Linked DNA regions of Homo sapiens: region 1 is linked to region 2. Evidence: read pairs that join two places in POLR2A ChIA-PET (ENCODE). Cell type or tissue: OCI-LY7. All regions are shown on one strand. Links, peaks and the distances in the headings refer to the core of each region. The heading gives the core; the rest is flanking DNA. Region 1 overlaps LINGO4 (leucine rich repeat and Ig domain containing 4). Region 2 has its middle 6.6 kb from the start of CGN.

Evidence for each region. Peaks named below come from ENCODE experiments on the same cell type or tissue, not always from the same donor. Only the 100,000 strongest peaks of a DNase experiment are listed, where the experiment ranks them.
Region 1: POLR2A ChIA-PET joins it to region 2 with 11 read pairs; 3 of 35 experiments call an interaction of 5 or more read pairs at or near these places.

Annotation. Positions count from the first base shown.
Region 1 is chr1:151,801,501-151,804,340 of GRCh38, reverse strand. It overlaps LINGO4 (leucine rich repeat and Ig domain containing 4), which reads left to right. Exons shown (of 2, transcript NM_001004432.4): 2 at 1,624-2,840. The coding sequence starts at 1,637. Among named protein-coding and RNA genes, the nearest start is that of LINGO4, 2.5 kb to the left of the region's middle. In OCI-LY7, for the core only: no CTCF peak of the experiment used is centred there; no DNase peak of the experiment used is centred there.
Region 2 is chr1:151,503,355-151,506,257 of GRCh38, reverse strand. No RefSeq gene overlaps it. Among named protein-coding and RNA genes, the nearest start is that of CGN, 6.6 kb to the left of the region's middle. RefSeq lists an enhancer at 1,867-2,367. In OCI-LY7, for the core only: no CTCF peak of the experiment used is centred there; no DNase peak of the experiment used is centred there.

The DNA of each region.
Region 1 (2,840 bases), core at 341-2,840, 300 kb before region 2:
TTATTCTTTTTCATCCCCAAGCCTCACACCAGTTTTCTGCATCCCTCTGCTCTTTTGGCCTCTTTCTTTAGTTTCCCAACTAGGACAATCCTCTCAAGTGGCTGTAGGATAGCCACTAGAATGATCCTTCTAGGAGGTGGAGAGTGGGAAGGAAAGGGGAAGAAATGACCATCTCTTAAACTGCCTCTCCTAAGTTCCACATGAGAAAAAACAGGGCATGTAGTAGAAAGCTGACCCTGTAGAGCCCAGAGAGCCTGAAGCCCACAAGCCCAAAGGTGATCAGGATTGCCGCTCAGCAGAGACTCAGACGCGCTGTATCCCAGAGAGCATCCATGGGCTTTTGCTCCTATCTCTGTAGCCATCCCTTGCCAATTCCAGTACTTCCTCTGCCTTGGGGTCCCTGTTGACATCTAACAGGATGAGTCAGGGGCCCTCATCACCTAGAGGGCCCCTTCTCCTCTGTCACCTCAGCCATTGTAGTCACCATCTTCCTGAGGGTTCCCGGAACCTGGTACCCAGAAACTGACTATAAGTCTACAGGCTCTGCACACTGTCTGTGCCCAGATACCTGCTGTGCCAGCCAACGGCTCCCTTCCTCCCCATCCTACAGCACTTGGTCAGATGCTGTCTCTCCTCACTTATCTATGCTCCCTGGTCCACAATCTGTCTCTTGGGAATTTCTCAGGCAGCTCAGGCCAAAAGGGACAAGAGCTCTCCCTCAGATCCACACACTGGACCAGAATCCAAACACCATTAAGGAGGGATATGAGGGAAGCCCAAGACTGAAGACCAAGCAACAGAACTCAAAACCTGGGCATCCTTTGGGTCTCTCACACACCCCAACTTCAATTGCAGTAGAGAAGCAGTTGCCCCTGGGCTCTTGCAGGGGATTCCCAGCTTCCCAGTCAAGTGCCTCCTGCATCCTATGCCACAGCTAATGTACAGCTTGGCAGTTGTCCACACAGGCATTTTGGGGAGATTGGATCTTGTTAGTCCAGGGCTCAGGCCCTGGGCCAGGCTGGAAGAGGGCTCAGCATGGGGGTGGAGCTGAGGCCTGCATGTTTCCCAGCCTTGGGTGAGCTAGTCAAGGTGAGGACCTCTCCAGTCAGGACAGGGAACTCTGGGCCAAGGACATGATCTCCCTGAGCCTTAAGCAAAACTATGGGTACATAATGTGAAAGAATAAGCGTGAGCAGAGAGGGACAGAGCAGAGCTTGGGAAGAGCAGGTATCAGGGAGAAGGGACCTGAGATCCTCCTGGATCTCACAGACATCAGGAAACCCCATACAGAAAGACTCAGTACCTCCCTGCTGTTCCCTGCCCCATTCCCATAAGCTTTTTCCCCACAGAAATCAGGCTTGGCTAGGGTTCCATGAGCCAGTAAGCACTTGGCTGGTTATCCAGGGCTGGAAGAGGGAGGAAAGCAGAGATTCCCCAAAGAGAAGCTCCAGGAAGCCCCAGGGAGGTGGCACACAAGAATTCTTCCTGGTTCTGTGCCCTACTTATTGGCAATGCTGAGACAGATAGACCAATTTCTCTCCTCTCTAAGAAGGGCCAGGAAGTCCAGGGTCACCGTCATCTGAAGCCACTTTCCAAAAAGGGCCATGTCATCATCTATTCCAGGACTGAAGAGGGAATGGATGCAGCCACAGCTCCAAAGCAAGCCTGGCCCCCATGGCCCCCGCTCCTTTTCCTCCTCCTCCTACCTGGAGGGAGCGGTGGCAGCTGCCCTGCTGTGTGTGACTGCACCTCCCAGCCCCAGGCTGTGCTCTGTGGCCACAGGCAACTGGAGGCTGTACCTGGAGGACTCCCACTGGACACTGAGCTCCTGGACCTGAGTGGGAACCGCCTGTGGGGGCTCCAGCAGGGAATGCTCTCCCGCCTGAGCCTGCTCCAGGAATTGGACCTCAGCTACAACCAGCTCTCAACCCTTGAGCCTGGGGCCTTCCATGGCCTACAAAGCCTACTCACCCTGAGGCTGCAGGGCAATCGGCTCAGAATCATGGGGCCTGGGGTCTTCTCAGGCCTCTCTGCTCTGACCCTGCTGGACCTCCGCCTCAACCAGATTGTTCTCTTCCTAGATGGAGCTTTTGGGGAGCTAGGCAGCCTCCAGAAGCTGGAGGTTGGGGACAACCACCTGGTATTTGTGGCTCCGGGGGCCTTTGCAGGGCTAGCCAAGTTGAGCACCCTCACCCTGGAGCGCTGCAACCTCAGCACAGTGCCTGGCCTAGCCCTTGCCCGTCTCCCGGCACTAGTGGCCCTAAGGCTTAGAGAACTGGATATTGGGAGGCTGCCAGCTGGGGCCCTGCGGGGGCTGGGGCAGCTCAAGGAGCTGGAGATCCACCTCTGGCCATCTCTGGAGGCTCTGGACCCTGGGAGCCTGGTTGGGCTCAATCTCAGCAGCCTGGCCATCACTCGCTGCAATCTGAGCTCGGTGCCCTTCCAAGCACTGTACCACCTCAGCTTCCTCAGGGTCCTGGATCTGTCCCAGAATCCCATCTCAGCCATCCCAGCCCGAAGGCTCAGCCCCCTGGTGCGGCTCCAGGAGCTACGCCTGTCAGGGGCATGCCTCACCTCCATTGCTGCCCATGCCTTCCATGGCTTGACTGCCTTCCACCTCCTGGATGTGGCAGATAACGCCCTTCAGACACTAGAGGAAACAGCTTTCCCTTCTCCAGACAAACTGGTCACCTTGAGGCTGTCTGGCAACCCCCTAACCTGTGACTGCCGCCTCCTCTGGCTGCTCCGGCTCCGCCGCCACCTGGACTTTGGCATGTCCCCCCCTGCCTGTGCTGGCCCCCATCATGTCCAGGGGAAGAGCCTGAAGGAGTTTTCAGACA
Region 2 (2,903 bases), core at 116-2,615:
AGAGAAGTGATTCTCAGGGCTGGAGAATTTGTTAAAAGGTTTTGGAACTGCTGGTATTATCTACAAGCCTAAGGAAGAATATGATAAATGCCAAATCAATGGCACAAATGAAGTGTTACTGGAAAGCTTCCCTTTCAACTAGAATAGAGTGATTTATAATCTGGGCCTTGAAAAAACAGGCAGGGGAAAGGAAGGAAGAAAGACAGCAAGAAAACGTGCAAAGGCCCTAGGGGCAGAAAAGCATCATGTCAGTTTAGCGAACTGGAAGGTTAGCCTGTAGAGCAAAGGGACAGAGAATAGTGGTAAATAAGATGATAGGTAAATTCTGGGGTAGATTGTATAAAGCCTAGAATATCAGAATAAGAAATGTGGGCTTTCGGCTGGGCTCGGTGGCTCACACCTGTAATCCTAGCACTTTGGGAAGCTGAGGCAGGTGGATCACCTGAGATCAGGAGTTCAAGACCAGTCTGGCCAACATGGTGAAACTCTGTCTCTACAAAAATACAAAAAAATTAGCCAGGCATGATGGCGGGTGCCTGTAATCCCAGCTACTCAGGAGGCTGAAGCAGGAGAATCGCTTGAACCCGGGAGGCAGAGGTTGCTGTGAGCTGACATCGCTCCATTGCACCATTGCACTCCAGCCTGGGTGACAAAGAGAAAAGAAAAGAAATGTGGGCTTTCACAGTATTCTAGCCTGAGCAACAGAGCTACACTATGTTTCTTTAAGAAAAAAAAAAAAGAAAGAAGTAAAAAGAAATGTGGGCTTTATTGGTAGGTAATGGAGAGCTATTAAATGTTCTTGAGCAGGAAAGAGGCAGTACTTCAGAAAGTCTCTATGATAAATGCAATGGTAAGGCTTGATTGAGGTAAACCCTAAAAACCACAGTGGTGGCCGGGCGCAGTGGTTCACATCTGTAACCCCAGCCCTTTGGGAGGCTGAGGCAGGCAGATTACCTGAGGTCAGGAGTTCAACAACATGGTGGCCTGGCCAACATGGTGAAACCCCGTCTCTACTAAAAATACAAAAAATAGCTGGGCATGGTGGTGGGCGCCTGTAATCCCAGCTACTCGGGAGGCTGAGGCAGGAGAATCGTTTGAACCCAGGAGGCGGAGGTTGCAGTGAGCCAAGGTCGTGCCATTGCACTCCAGCCTGGGCAACAGGGCAAGACTCTGTCTCAAAAAAAAAAAAAAAAACCACAGTGGTGGCAAAAGGAGGGAAAAGCAAGGACCACTCACCCTGATGCTCTTTTAGCGTATTACTCATCATTTCTCTCTTGAGCTTTGTTTACAAATACTTTGCTCTTCAACAGCAATAATAATATGTAATTATACTAACACTTGGGGCTTTTCCTGGCTAAGTACAATTTCTATTCTGGTTAGGGAAGATAAGAAATGGTCACTGCATATACTCACTTTATATACATGTCCAATCTTTGAGTACAGGACTTCCAAGAGTCCCCAAAAGATATTTCATTCTTTGTGACCCATGTCGTCCACTCTTTTCTCAGTTTGACTAGGGAGGCAGAGCTACAGAGATTTCATGAATGGACATCACTGAGGTAGCGTACCAAGTCAGGAGTCAAGATATCTGTATTCTAATTTTACTTCTGGGAAAGCTGTACTCCTAGCCAAGTCTTCAAAATATTTGGGGCTCTGTTTTCTCTGAGAATTATGAAGATGATCCCAGATTTCATAACTGTATTGTTTCCTTTGGGTTTCTTGAAGAGGAAAAAGTCATGTTCTGCCTCCCACCTCTTCCTTTTGTTATCAGCTAGGAACGTGAGTAAGTGTAGCCAAATCTAGTACATAAAGGATAATTGTTTGGGACAAAGCATTCCAAGCAACTTTTTTCAGTTTAATCAGAGTCACTCCCCGACAAGGGAAAGACTCATTTCCAAGTTCCTTGTATCTCACCACACCCTGTAGCCCCTATTGTCCTAGCTGCGCATCTCTAACTCTCTGAGCAGCTAAATTCCAGTAAGTTCAAAGTCTCTAGTATATATTCATTTTTTTGTTTGTTTTTTAAATAGTAGAAATGGGGTTTCCCTATGTTGGCCAGGCTGCTCCTGAACTCCTGGGATCAAGCAATCCACCCACCTTGGCCTCCCAAGATGCTGGAATTACAGGCGTGAGCCATAGCACCTGGCCTTCAGTCTACATTCAAAATAAGAATATCATTTAAAAGGAAAAAAAAAAAAAGAGCAAGACAGGCCATATATTTCCAATTCCCAGGCCAGGCATGGTGGCTCAAGCCTGTAATCCTAGCACTTTGGGAGGCTGAGGCAGGTGGATCACCTGAAGTCAGGAGTTCGAGACCAGCCTGGCCAACATGGTGAAATCTCGTCTCTACTAAAAATAAAGAAAAAAAATTAGCTGGGCATGGTGGCATGTGCCTGTAATCCCAGCTACTTGGGAGGCTGAGGCACGAGAATCGCTTGAATCCGGGAGGCAGAGGTTGCTGTGAGCCGAGATCGCACCACTGCACTCCAGCCTGGTCAACAGAGCAAGACACCATCTCAAAAAACAACAACAAAAAAAGAAATTAAAAGGAACAGATTCCTTCGTGTAATTCTTTTTCTGGGTTGTTAAAACGCCATTCTGAGGAGAGAGCCAGTTTTCCTCCACACACCCAAACAACAGCTGATTCTACTTCCCATCTCGCTTTCCTCCTCTCATCAATGAAGGGGACAGAAGCTTGGCAGCTCAAACCTATACACACATCCCGCAAGCCCTGAGACTCCTCCAGTTCTCTCACAGTCCACTGTGGCAAAGAGTTTTAGCAGAATCCCATTAATTGCTGATTTGCTCAGGTTTTTTATCTGAATCTTTTTCAAAGTATAAGTCTCATAATACAGAGGCAAAATGACATATGGAAATAGCACTGAACTCCAAGACAAAAATAC